Regions from separate parts of the Homo sapiens genome. Here regions 1, 2 and 3 are each linked to region 4. The links are chromatin contacts, found by Hi-C or POLR2A ChIA-PET in ENCODE. All regions are on one chromosome and are shown on one strand. The core of a region is the stretch at or near the end of the contact, and the rest is flanking DNA. Distances in the headings are between cores, read along the strand shown.

The links. Hi-C counts contacts between places; a loop is a spot of excess contacts on that map. ChIA-PET counts read pairs that join two places held with the same protein, here RNA polymerase II (POLR2A). Pooled maps may share reads with other maps.
Region 1: a pooled map shows a loop between it and region 4 (4-fold over the local background). The contact joins the promoter of MAGIX here to the promoter of RBM3 in region 4. A Hi-C loop is called at or near these places in 7 of 50 pooled maps. POLR2A ChIA-PET finds 5 or more read pairs at or near these places in 4 of 52 experiments (H1, OCI-LY7, activated B cell and 1 more).
Region 2: a pooled map shows a loop between it and region 4 (9-fold over the local background). The contact joins the promoter of GPKOW here to the promoter of RBM3 in region 4. A Hi-C loop is called at or near these places in 6 of 50 pooled maps. POLR2A ChIA-PET finds 5 or more read pairs at or near these places in 2 of 52 experiments (CD8-positive, alpha-beta memory T cell and activated T-cell).
Region 3: a loop to region 4 is called in a pooled map, with 5 times the contacts of the local background. The contact joins the promoter of CCDC22 here to the promoter of RBM3 in region 4. A Hi-C loop is called at or near these places in 1 of 37 single-sample maps with no recorded cell type and 2 of 50 pooled maps. POLR2A ChIA-PET finds 5 or more read pairs at or near these places in 1 of 52 experiments (WTC11).

The regions. Positions count from the first base shown.
Region 1 is chrX:49,161,028-49,164,007 of GRCh38, reverse strand. MAGIX (MAGI family member, X-linked) reads right to left here and starts at 1,250. Exons shown (of 6, transcript NM_024859.4): 1 at 1,070-1,250; 2 at 79-225. The coding sequence starts at 1,118. RefSeq lists a cis regulatory region at 1-61 and a silencer at 162-271.
Region 2 is chrX:49,122,352-49,125,257 of GRCh38, reverse strand. GPKOW (G-patch domain and KOW motifs) reads left to right here and starts at 1,523. Exons shown (of 11, transcript NM_015698.6): 1 at 1,523-1,711; 2 at 2,482-2,636; 3 at 2,736-2,860. The coding sequence starts at 1,536. RefSeq lists enhancers at 546-1,199, 1,200-1,853.
Region 3 is chrX:49,233,780-49,236,741 of GRCh38, reverse strand. CCDC22 (CCC complex scaffolding subunit CCDC22) reads right to left here and starts at 1,272. Exons shown (of 17, transcript NM_014008.5): 1 at 1,056-1,272. The coding sequence starts at 1,105. It also overlaps the pseudogene HSPB1P2.
Region 4 is chrX:48,572,948-48,576,302 of GRCh38, reverse strand. RBM3 (RNA binding motif protein 3) reads right to left here and starts at 1,819. Exons shown (of 7, transcript NM_006743.5): 1 at 1,730-1,819; 2 at 1,020-1,135; 3 at 636-742. The coding sequence starts at 1,122. RefSeq lists enhancers at 1,492-1,761, 745-1,944 and a cis regulatory region at 1,701-2,686.

The DNA.
Region 1 (2,980 bases), core at 1-2,500, 590 kb before region 4:
GACCCCCCAGGCCTGTCCCACTGAACCCAACTCCTCTCCGAACCCTCCCCCAGCGGAGGCCCTGCGCCAGTCACTCACCCTCCTTCCGGCGCAGGCGCAATGTGGCGCCCGCCCTGCGTACCAGCGCTGCCACGTCGACCGCAGCTCGCGCCGCCAGGGGGCGCGCGTCCAACCGCGCCAGGAGCTGCCGGGCGCTAGGGCCCGCGAGCGGGGAGGGGCCGCGGCCTGCGCGCAAGAGGGGACAGGTCAACGCCGACCCTCGGCCTCGGCCAACCCCTATGCTTCCGGACGCTCGAAGACCTAGAAATGCCCCTCAGGATACCCGGCGACCCCTGGCCACTCCCTCGATAGTTTCGGAGGTCACTGCTGTCCCTCCCCTCACGCGATCCCCGACCGTCGCGGGTAGCCGGTGCACCCCCGCTTGCTCCCACGGTGTCCCTGGAGATCGCTGTTTGACTGCAATAGTCCTAGACACCTCCGAACACCCCGTGAGGTCCTCGACTGCCCCCTAATCACCCTGGATGCCCAACTCTTCGCCCGCGATATCTCAGGGGACCCCATTTCCCCAGATATCCTGGGAGAACACGGCCTGACCCCATAGCCCCGGAACCCCCAATTCCCCGTCTAAGTATCCTAGGCAACCGCTGCTACCCCCATGAATTCCCTCAGAGGGCCCGTTCCCCCCATGGCCCACATACCTCCAGAGTCCCCCTCCACAGGTCCCCAGGGGCCCCCAGCTCCCCTCCCCCCAGTTCACTAAGACCCTGAGTGCCCAGGTGTCCCCAGTGACCACGGGCAGACCCCTCCCCGCACATCTGCACGTCTCCCTGGAGACTCCTGAGAGCCCCTCCCCTGCTCTGGTGCGCGGCCCTTTCCCTCGTGTGTGGGTGTGGGTAGGGGACCTCCAGCCCAGCCTCCATCGCTGGGCCCCTGCCCCCTGCCACCTTCACTTGGGCGCCAGAGCCGCTCTGTTTACCACCTGTCAGAAGGAAAAGGTGTGGAGCAGACAGGCGGGACGGGGATGGCGGCGACTCGCCCTGTCCTTCCCCAACGACCCCAATCCCTGTACCTCCTCTGCTCCCCCTAGGGTCCGCGGCGTCCCCTGTGCGCGGCTCCATGGCCAGTAGTCCGCCGGGTGGACGCAGGGCTGCCAGCTACGAATTTTGAGCTCTGGGGCGCGCTCACCTGGCGGCCCGCCCAGGCCCTGGAGGCTGAAGCTGGCGGGTCCCGTGCCTGGCTCCCGGACCCGCGCGGTGACCTACCTGGCGGCCAGCAAGGAGGCCTGGCTGTAGGAGCCAGGAGGAGTGCTTGGCCTCACTCTGCTGCAGGCGCCGCACTCTGTTAACTAAAGGTCCTAGTTAGAATTTAAAAGCCTGACAATACCAACTGTTGCTGAAGATATGGAGGAAATGGAACTCCTATACCTCCGGTGGAAATGTAAAATGATATTGCAACTTTATTTATTTATTTAGAGACAGGGTTTCGCTCTTGTTGCCCAGGCTGAAGTGCAATGGCACGATCTCGGCTCACTACAACCTCTGCCTCCCGGGTTCAAGTGATTCTCCTGACTCAGCCTCCTGAGTAGCTGGGATTACAGGCATGCACCACCACGCCCCCCTAATTTTGTATTTTTAGTAGAGACGGGGTTTCTCCATGTTGGTCAGGCTGGTCTCGAACTCCCTAAAGTGCTGGGATTACAGGCGAGGCCCGCCTCAGCCTCCCAAAGTGCTGGGATTACAGGCGTGAGCCACTCGTGCCCGGCCTGCAACTTTAGAAAACAGTTTGGTAGTGTCTTTAAAAACTAAGCGTACACATATGAGCCAGCCATTCCACTCCTGCGTATTTATCTAAAAGAAAGCATACATTTACACAGCCTTGTCTTACAAATATTCATAGCAGCTTTATTTCCTGTCTTATTCATTTAGAACTACTGTAACAAAATATCGTAGACTGGGTGGTTTAAACAACATAAGTTTCTCACAGTTCTGGAAGCCGGAAAGTCCACGATCAAGGTGGTAGCCAATTTGGTTCCTGGTGAGGTCTCTCCTTTTGGGTTGCAGATGCTTGCCTTCTTGCTGTGTCCTCACATGGAATTAAGAGAGTGAAGGAGAGTAAAGGCGTGAGAGAGGCACACACAGAGAGAGGGAGAGATCTCTCTCTTCTGTTTCTTATAAGGTCACAGTCCTATCTGGTTAGGGCTCCACCTTAGTGACCTCATTTTACCTTAGTTGCCTCCTAAAGAAGCTATCTTCAGATACAGTCACATTGGAGGTTAGAGCTTTAACATATATATTTATGGCTGGGCACAGTGGCTCACGCCTGTAATCCCAGCACCTTGGGAGGCCAAGGCGGGTGGATCACCTGAGTTCAGGAGTTCAAGACCAGCCTGGCGAACATGGTGAAACCCCATCTCTACTAAAATATACAAAAATTAGCCAGGCGTGGTGTCAGGTGACTTAATCCCAGCTACTTGGGAGGCAGAGGCAGGAGAATCATTTGAGCCCGGGAGGCAGAGGTTGCAGTGAGTGGAGATCGAGCCATTGCACTCAAACCTGGGGGATAAGAGCGAGACTTCTCTCAAAAAAACAAAACAACAACAACAACAACAACAAATATATATATATATATATATTTATGGGTGGACACAATTCAGTCCATAATATTTGTTAATATCCAAAAACTGGAAATAACCCAAATGTCCATTAATAGTTGAATGAGGCCAGTAATCGCAGCACTTTGGGAGGCTGAGGTGGGAGGATCGCTTGAGCTCAGGAGTTGGTGACCAGCCTTGGCAACATAGTGAAAGATTGTCTCTATTTTAAAAACATAGAAACATTGTCTCTATTTTAAAAATGCTAATGCCTGTAATCCTAGCACTTTGGGAGGCTGGAGGTGGAGGCAGGAGGATTGCTTGAGCCCAGGAGTTTGAGACCAGCCTGGGCAACATAGTGAGACCCCATCTCTCAAAAAGAAAACAATT
Region 2 (2,906 bases), core at 274-2,773, 550 kb before region 4:
AGTGTCACTCTATAGCCCAGGCCGGAGTGTTGAGATCTCGGCTCACTGTAACCTCCGCCTCCCGGGTTCAAGCGATTCTCCTGCCTCAACCTCCCGAGTAGCTGGGATTACAGGCATGCGCCACCACACCCCGCTAATTTTTGTATTTTCAGTAGAGACGGGGTTTCACCATGTTGGCCAGGCTGGTCTCGAACTACTGGCCTCAAGTGATCCGCCCGCCTCGGCCTCCTAAAGTGCTGGGATTACGGGTATGAGCCTGGCCAATAGGCACTATTTCTTTCTTTCTTTCTTTTTTCTTTTTTAAGACGGAGTCTCGCTCTGTCGCCCAGGCTGGAGTGCAGTGGCAGGATCTCGGCTCACTGCAAACTCTGTCTCCCGGATTCAAGCAATCCTCCTGTCTCAGCCTCCCAAGTAGCTGGGGATACAGGCGCCACCACCACGCCCGGCTAATTTTTGTATTTTTAGTAGAGACAGGGTTTCACCATATGAGTCAGGCTGGTCTCAAAGTCCTGACCTCAGGTGATCCACCAGCCTCGGCCTCCCAAAATGCTGGGATTACAGGCATGAGCCACCACACCCCTCTAATTTTTGTATTTTCAGTAGAGACGGGGTTTTTTATGTCTATTATTTATTTTATGTCTATTATTTATTATTGTACACAACTGACGCTCCATCCCCCCCACCCCCGACCTTTTTCTTTTTTAGAGATGGGGTCTCGCTCTGTCACCCAGGCTGGAATGCAGTGGTGCGATAAGAGCTAAGTGCAGCCTCGAATTCCCAGGCCTCAGGCCATCCTCCTGCCTCAGCCTGCGGAGTAAATGGAACTACAGGTGCGCGCCACCACACCCAGCTGATTATTTCTAAATGATTTACTTCATCAACACTTCCCACATAAGTAGGGCACACATTAGGCGCTCCATAAATACTTGTCAAACGCCTACACGAAGGAAGATTAATGTCTGGCAAGAATGAATCCACCTTCCACCATGCCTACCCCGCTAAAAACTACATTTCCAGCCAGGCGTGGTGGCTCACACCTGTAATCCCAGCACTGTGGGAGGCCGAGGCAGGAGAATCACGAGGTCAGGAAATCGAGACCATCCTGGCTAACACGGTGAAACCCCGTCTCTACTAAAAATACAAAAATTAGCCAGGCGTGGTGGCGCATGCCTTTAGTCTCAGCTACTCGGGAGGCTGAGGCAGGAGAATCGCTTGAACCTGGGAGGCGGAGGTTGCAGTGAGCCGAGATCACGCCACTGCACTCCAGCCTGTGAAACAGAGCGAGACTCCATCTTAAAAAACAAAACAAAACAAACAAAAAAAAAACTACATTTCCCTGGGCGCTTGGCGCGACGCGCTCCCACCACGTTTGAAAGAGCGACAATTACTTCCCACGGCCCCTTACCGCCCCCTCCCGCCGGTGCCACAGTGGTTGATGGGAAGGTAGTTTTTACGCACTTTGGCCGGCCCCTAGCGATCTGAACCCAAACTAAATTTCCCAGCAAGCAGCGCGCCGGCCTGGGAAAAGGAGCAAGATGGCTGACTCCAAAGAGGGTGTTTTGCCGCTGACGGCTGCTTCCACTGCCCCAATTTCATTCGGCTTCACTCGCACGTCCGCACGGAGGCGGCTGGCCGACTCGGGAGACGGCGCGGGGCCATCTCCGGAGGAGAAGGATTTCTTGAAAACCGTGGAAGGGAGGGAGCTGCAGAGGTGACGCGCCGGGTCTTTCACCCCTTGGAAATCTCTGCGGTGGGCGTAAGCGGGAGGGAGGAATCTCAGTTGTTTGTCTTGGTGACAGTGACCTGTTAAGCCTGAAGCACAGCCTGAGTAAATTCGTGGAGGCCAGAAGGCGGGAGTTTATAGGAGGGGGTGAGGAAATTGGGCCTGATAGCTGTGGGAATTGCGAAGAGAGGATGTATTACTGAGAAGAAGTGTCTTTAGGACTTGAAGACACTAAGGTCTGTGCGTTCTGGGAGAAGGAAAGAATGAGAAAATGACAGGACCTGCTAGTGTCTCAACTGAAGGGCTGAGGCGTCCCCGATATGGGGAACGGGATGGAGCGGCAGATTCAGGTTGATGGAGGCCACCATCAGCTTAATGAGGAGAGGAGTGTCTGAGGGGTCTGAGGGAGGGATTTCCAGAAGAGAATCAGGCATCTAGGAAGCTGTTTGGGAACCTGGAGCTGGGGAAGGTCTGGGCTGAAGATAGTGATTTGTGGGCCATTGTAGAAGCCGGTATTGAGTTAAACAGAGAGTGCAGGACTTATTTCTCGAAGGCACTGACATTTATGAGTTGGGGGCACTGGGGAGATAATCCAGAGAATGCACGATCAGAGAGGAACAGGAGATCCAGACATGGAGTAGGGAAGACATGGTCTGTGGGGCTGGGGTGAGTTTGGCTCTTGTGTTTTCTCTGAATGAAGGAGTGTGACCCACTGACCCTGCCATTCTCCCAACCCCACCCCTCTGTGTCCACATCAGTGTGAAGCCCCAGGAGGCCCCCAAGGAACTCGTCATCCCTTTGATCCAGAATGGCCATCGCAGGCAGCCACCAGCCCGGCCCCCTGGGCCATCCACAGATACTGGGGCCTTGGCGGATGGGGTGGTGTCCCAGGCTGTGAAGGAGCTCATTGCGGGTGAGTGATACCCCTTTACCCTTCCCCATTGAAGGAAGAAGAGGAAGAAGGTGGAAGGATAGAGTGGGACTTCATTGCTCCCTCCTATTCTTCCTTTAGAATCCAAGAAGTCTCTGGAAGAGAGAGAGAATGCGGGTGTCGACCCCACGCTCGCTATCCCCATGATCCAGAAAGGATGCACCCCCAGCGGGGAAGGGGCAGACAGCGAACCCCGGGCAGAGACAGTGAGCTGGCCCCTTGTCCCCCTCCTGCCCCAGCCTTTCTTTGCCC
Region 3 (2,962 bases), core at 23-2,522, 660 kb before region 4:
CTAGAGTTTTGAGAAGACTAGATTTTAGGAGGCTGCTGTTTTCAGAAGTTCCAAATGTCAGGGTCCCTGGGTATCAAGATCCCTGAATATCAAGACCACCTAGTTTCAAGCAATACAAAAATCAGACTCCCTAGATGTTGGCATCCTGGGTTTTTAGGGCCTCTGAACGGAGGAGTCTTCGTGCGTCAGGGTGACCAAATGCTGATGTCAGATTTTAGAATTCTGGGTTTTTTTGGCTGGGCGTGGTGGCTCACACCTGTAATCCCAGCACTTTGGGAGGCGGAGGCGGGCAGATCACTTGAGGTCAGGAGTTGGAGACCAGCCTGACCAACATGGTGAAACCCTGTCTCTGCTAAAAATACAAAAATTAGCCGGGCAAGGTGGCGCACGGCTGTAATACCAGCTACTTGGGAGGCTGAGGCAGGAGAATCACTTGAACCTGGGAGGCGGAGGCTGCAGTGAGCTGAGATCACCCCACTGCACTCCAGCCTAGGCGACAGAGCGAGACTCCATCTCGGAAAAGGAAAAAAAAAAAAAAGAATCCTGGGTTTTTTTAAGCCCCAGGTGTTTGGGGAACTGGAGTTTGAAGGATCCCAAGTATCTGGTCCAGGGATTTTTTGGAGTCCCCGAGTGCCAGGGTCCTGGGGTTTTACGCTCCCTGGTTCTTAGGGCACAGGTGTCTTAGGGTCTCCAGATAACAGGGTCTCAGGGAACTGATGTTAAGATTCCCCAGATTACAGGGTTCCGGGTCTTGAGGTTTCAAGGTTGTAACGTCTCAAGGTGTCTGGGTCCCAGAGCTTTGGGTGTACCAAATATCATGGTTAAAGGATTTGGGAGGCCTCTGATGTCGGTGTCAGGGAGGGCGGTGTGTGTGTGCGTGTGTGTGTGTGTGTGTGTGTGTGTGTGTGTGTGTGTAAGGGGGTGAGGGTCTTAGGATCCTGGAGTTGGAGCCCTGAATGTCAGGATCCCGGGTTTTAAGGTTCCCGGGAAACGGGGTCCTGGGCTTTAGAGTCCCGGATGTGGGCTTCGGGGGTGGGCGGGGGCTCTGTCCTTACGTGCCGGCCTGGCGCAGCGAATGGATGAGGATTCGGTCCGCCTCCTCCATGGTGGAGCCGTGTCGGAGTCGGGGGCTGGGTCCAGGACCGGGTCCGAGAAAGTGGGGAGCAGCTGTAGAAACCCTGCTCCGTGCTCGCGGTCCACAGAGTGTCACGGGTCGTGTGGGGAGAGTTGGAAAGTGTAGTTCTGTGAGCGAGCACGGCGCATGCCGGATGTGAGGCCTGGGGTGAGTGTGCACGGAGGTTGAGCTTGCAATAGCTGCTGGGAACTGTAGTTCTTCCACCTGCAGTCCAGTGGGCTCTTCCAAGGGAAAAAGGAACAACCCGTGTGGTGGGGAGTGGAGGGGCCGGACAGAAAGGGGCTTCCTGACTCATTCGTTTAAGGCGGCATTCATCTTCTAGGCTATAAAAGTGTACACATTAAGGGCAGAATTTTAACACAAAGCGACTACTTCCCTGTGTCTTAGTCTCCTCATCTGTAAAATGGGACTATTGACAGTACCTGCTTTTTAGGATTAAAACAGAATTAATTTATATAAAGCACGTTGTACTATGTGCCTGACACATAAGATAAGAAAGCACTATGTAAGTTATAGTTACTAGTGTCCATGCATTCAATAAATGCTTTAATATGATACACATTTGTACACTCCAAAGAATAATTACACAGCAAATATCTATGTAACCGGCTGGGTGCAGTGGCTCACGCCTGTAATCCCAGCACTTTGGGAGGCCGAGTCGGGTGGATCACCTGAGGTCAGGAGTTCGAGACCAGCCTGGCCAACATGGTGAAACCCCCTCTCTACTAAAATGAGAAAAATTAGCCAGGCATGGTGGCACATGCCTGTAGTCCCAGCTACTCGGGAGGCTTAGGCAGGAGAATCACTTGAACTGGGGAAGCGAAGGTGGCAGTGAGCTGAGATTGCGCCATTACACTCCAGCCTGGGCAACAGAGCGAGACTCCGTCTCTAAATAAATAAATAAAGCAAAAGAAATCTATGTAACCATTTCTTGAACAGCCGACGCGCACCTGCAATCCCAGCAGTTTTGGAGGCCAAGGCGGGAGGATCGCTTGAGGTCAGGAGTTTGAGACCGGCATGGGCAATACAGCAATACACCATCTCTTAAAAAAAAAAAAAAAATTGACACTTGTCCAAGCAGACGTCCCCAGCAGAGCCAGCCAGCATGACCGAGCGCCGCGTCCCCTTCTCGCTCCTGCGGGACCCCAGCTGGGACCCCTTCCGCGACTGGTACCCGCACAGTCGCCTCTTTGACCAGGCCTTCGGGCTGGTCGCAGTGGTTGGGCACCAGCTGCTGGCCCCGCTACGTGCGTCCCCTGCCCCCGCCGCGGTCGAGAGCCCCGCGGTGGCCGCGCCCGCCTACAGCTACGCGCTCAGCCGGCAGCTCAGCGGCGGGGTCTCGGAGAATCGGCCCACAGCGGACCGCTGGCGCGTATCCCTGGACATCAACTACTTCGCCTCCGACGAGCTGACGGTCAAGACCAAGGATGGCATGGTGGAGATCACCAGCAAGCACGAGGAGCGGCAGGACGAGCATGGCTACATCTCCCGATGCTTCACCCGGAAATACACGCTGCCCCCCGGTGTGGACCCCACCAAGGTCTCCTCCTCCCTGTCCCCTGAGGGCACACTGACCGTGGAGGCCCCCATGCCCAAGCTAGCCACGCAGTCCAACGAGATCACCTTGGAGTCACGGGCCCAGCTTGGGGGCCTAGGAGCTGCGAAATCCGACCAGTCTGCAGCCAAGTAAAAGCCTTAGCCCGGATGCCCACCCCGGCCGCCGCCACTAGCCGTGCCCCCGCACCCACCTGTGTGTTCTTTTGATAGGTTTATCTTCTGTTGTTCTCAAATAAAGTTCGAAGCAACCCAAAATTTAAAAAAAAAATA
Region 4 (3,355 bases), core at 570-3,069:
AGACACAAGGATGATGGGTTGGCAGTCAGTCAGGGCAATGGTGAGGGAAGAGCAGGCAAGGGTAAGTGGGCAAAAGAGGCCAAAAATTCCTGCTGGGCACCAGGTTCTGGGTGCCATGTTCCAGAATAAGCTCCTTTACCCCAGAATGGCTTCATCAGGAGCTATAGAATCCCACACAAAATGACCTGAATGCACCATGTTCCCCTTGCTACTACTTACATCTTGACTGAACTCAGGCTGAGTTCTCCTCCCCACTCCTCTAAGCTGCCCGACTATCAGGGCTAGACAGACACCTCTCTTGGTTTGAGGCTTCAGAGTCCATGTCAGAAGACTCACGAGGTCCTCTCCGGGCCAGGCCCACAGGTCTGCAGACTCTACTACCTAAGCCCAAGGCAGGTCAACCATCCACAGGTGGCTTCTCGGCCTCATGCAGGACCAGTCGTCGCCTCCCAGGCGGCCAGGCTCTGTCTGCCGCTGCCCTCCACCCCCTAGAACAAAAGGCAGTCATGCTCCTGTGAGTGGGCACTGCGGGGCTTGGTGGCCACGCTGCCCCGAGCAGACACAGAGGGAAAAACAAAAAGAATGAAGGAAGCCGCAGATGGGGACAAGGTCCCTCTGCAGATAGGAGGCCCCACCTCTCCGTTCATGGCTCTCATGGCAACTGAAGCATGCTCTGGGTTGGTGAAGGTGATGAAACCAAAACCCCTGGACCGCTGAGTCTCCCGGTCCTTGACAACGACCACTGTGAGAGGGAGAGAAGATGGAGCAATGTGGACCAGTCAGTACCCCAAAGGTTAAGTAGCAAAGGGTGGCCGGAAAAGGAGATGGCATAGGTAGGGAAAACGGAGCGCTCCCACTAATCCCAAAGACGCTTCCCCTCATCCTTAGTCTACACCATAGGCTTAGGAAGAAAAAGAATTTGGAGGCGTGGGTCCTAACTTTTCAGTTAATACTCCTTGAAATGCAAGGATCCCAGACTTTCTCTCACCAACCCCCATTGTGAGTATGGCCCGTCTCACCCTCAGAGATAGGTCCGAAACTGCTGAAGTGGTCTTCCAGTGCCTGCTCGTCGGTGTTAAAGTTGAGCCCTCCCACGAAGAGCTTTCCTTCTTCAGAGGACATGGCAGTTCAAGTCCTGTGGGAAGAACATGAAGAATGGTGGCAGGAAGGAGAAAGAAAATGGAGATGTGAGAAAATAGCGAGACGGAAAGCAGAGAAAAAGCACAGAAAATAGACAAGAAAGAGGAACAAAATATGGGTAACTACAGAAAAGCTGAGAAAGGCGGCCAATAAGGTGGTAATCTGAGGAGCTGGCTCAGCGCAGCCACCATTAGGGGGCCACATTGCGCATGCTCTCACATTCATAGCCGCCACGCCCGTCATTTTGTGCCACTGCGCAAGCCCAGAACATCCCTGCGTTCCCTTAACGCCGGCAGAACAAGATGGCGGCGGCCACGTGGGATAAGGAAAGTAAGTGTCGGCTGTCGCGTGGTCACTGCCACCACCGACGCCACCAGTCCCTCCCGGTAGGCCTCACACTCAGATACAGCGCGCCGGCCTCCCACCAACCGAAATGTTTCACCTCCAAGCACGGGACCCGCCCGTCCCAGAGAAAGCCAAGCCTACGTGTCAGTGGCCATTACTCTCCCCACTCGCTATTCCCCGGTCACGGCCGGCGCGGCGCGTGTGTGGCGAGGAGCCGCCGTTTCGCAGGACATATGCAACTTACCTGGAAATTAAAACGTAAAAAACCCGGACGAACAGCGAGCTCGGAGGAGCACAAAAAACAGGGACGGGGCTGCGCCGGAAGACGATTGATAAAGAGTACGTAGCGAGAACGTCCCGGAACGTTCCCCTTGCGCGTCCCGGCGTGCGTGCTGATTGGCTGAGGCCAGCAGGAGCGGAGTGGTGGGGAGAGGAAGGGACAGCAAAGCGAAGGGAGCAGTGTTCTCCGCGAAATGGGGTGTTTCCGGAAATGGGGTGTTTCCGGAAATGGGGTCGACTTTTGAACAGCTGGTGCACCCTAAACGTCAGCATCCCCCCCACAACCGGCTGAGCTGCCTTTATCCCTTCCACAAAGGAACCTTCTCAATCTCATACTACTTGCTGTCCCTGACATCATCCTCCCGTCCTTGCCATCATTTCCCCCGCTGGATCGGATGTCTTCCTCACCATCGTAGTCGTCTTCCTCTAGGTCCCTGCCATTCTCTGATGTTAACCTCCTTCACCTTCTAGTTCTTTAACCTCATACCCTTTAAAGGCCTGACATTTTATCCCCCACCGTCACTGATGTCATCACCCTTCACAGTCCATGATGTCAGACCCAACGTTTTAAGGTTTGACCCTGACTCCTACTCTTTCTCCTCTGTGCTCAACATCTAGCCGCCTGTCATGGGACCCTTTTCCCTGGCGTCATTCCATCTCATCTCTGACTTCAGCCCTCACCCTTGTCTGACTGCTGGCGTGAAGCCAGCCCCTTAATTTTCTCACCAATAGACTGCCTGAGATGGCTTTTACAAAACAGGATGCTGGCCGGGCGCGGTGGCTCACGCCTGTATTCCCAGCACTTTGGGAGGCCAAAGCGGGCGGTTCACGAGTTCAGGAGTTCGAGACCTGCATGGCCAACATGGTGAAACCCCATCTCTACTAAAAATACAAAAAAAAAAAAAAAAAAAAAAAAAGAAAAAAAAAATTAGCTGGGTGTGGTGGCACGTGCCTGTAGTCCCACCTACTCGGGAGGCTGAGGCTGGAAAATCGCTTGAACCCGGGAGGCGGAGGTTGCAGTGAGCCGAGACCACGCCATTGCACTCCAGCCTGGGTGAAAACAAAACAAAACAAAAGAGGATGCTACGATCTTCAGAGGTTGTAAATCCCAATCCATAGAGCAATTTTTGCTCTCTTCGAAAGTAACTGAGCCCTTGCCGGGCGCAGTGGCTCATGCCTGTAATCCCAGCACTTTGGGAGGCCGAAGTGGGCAGATCACAAGGTCAGGAGTTCAAGACTACCCTGGCCAATATGGTGAAACCCTGTCTCTACTAACAATACAAAAAAAAAAAAAAATTAGCCGGGCGTGGTGGTAGGCACCTGTAGTCCCAGCTACTCAGGAGGCTGAGGCGGGATAATCGCTTGAACCCGGGAGGTGGAGGTTGCAGTGAGCTGAGATCATGCCACTGCACTCCAGCTTGGGCGACAGAGCAAGACTCAGTCTCAAAAAAAAAAAAAAAGTAACTGAGCCCTTGATTCACAGAAGGGACTTTCGCAATACACAATAGACTTATCCCAATCAAGTAGTGTCTGAGCCCACTGTTCACAATTTAGTCTTCAGTGTCTTGGCCACCTTTACAATAAATGGATT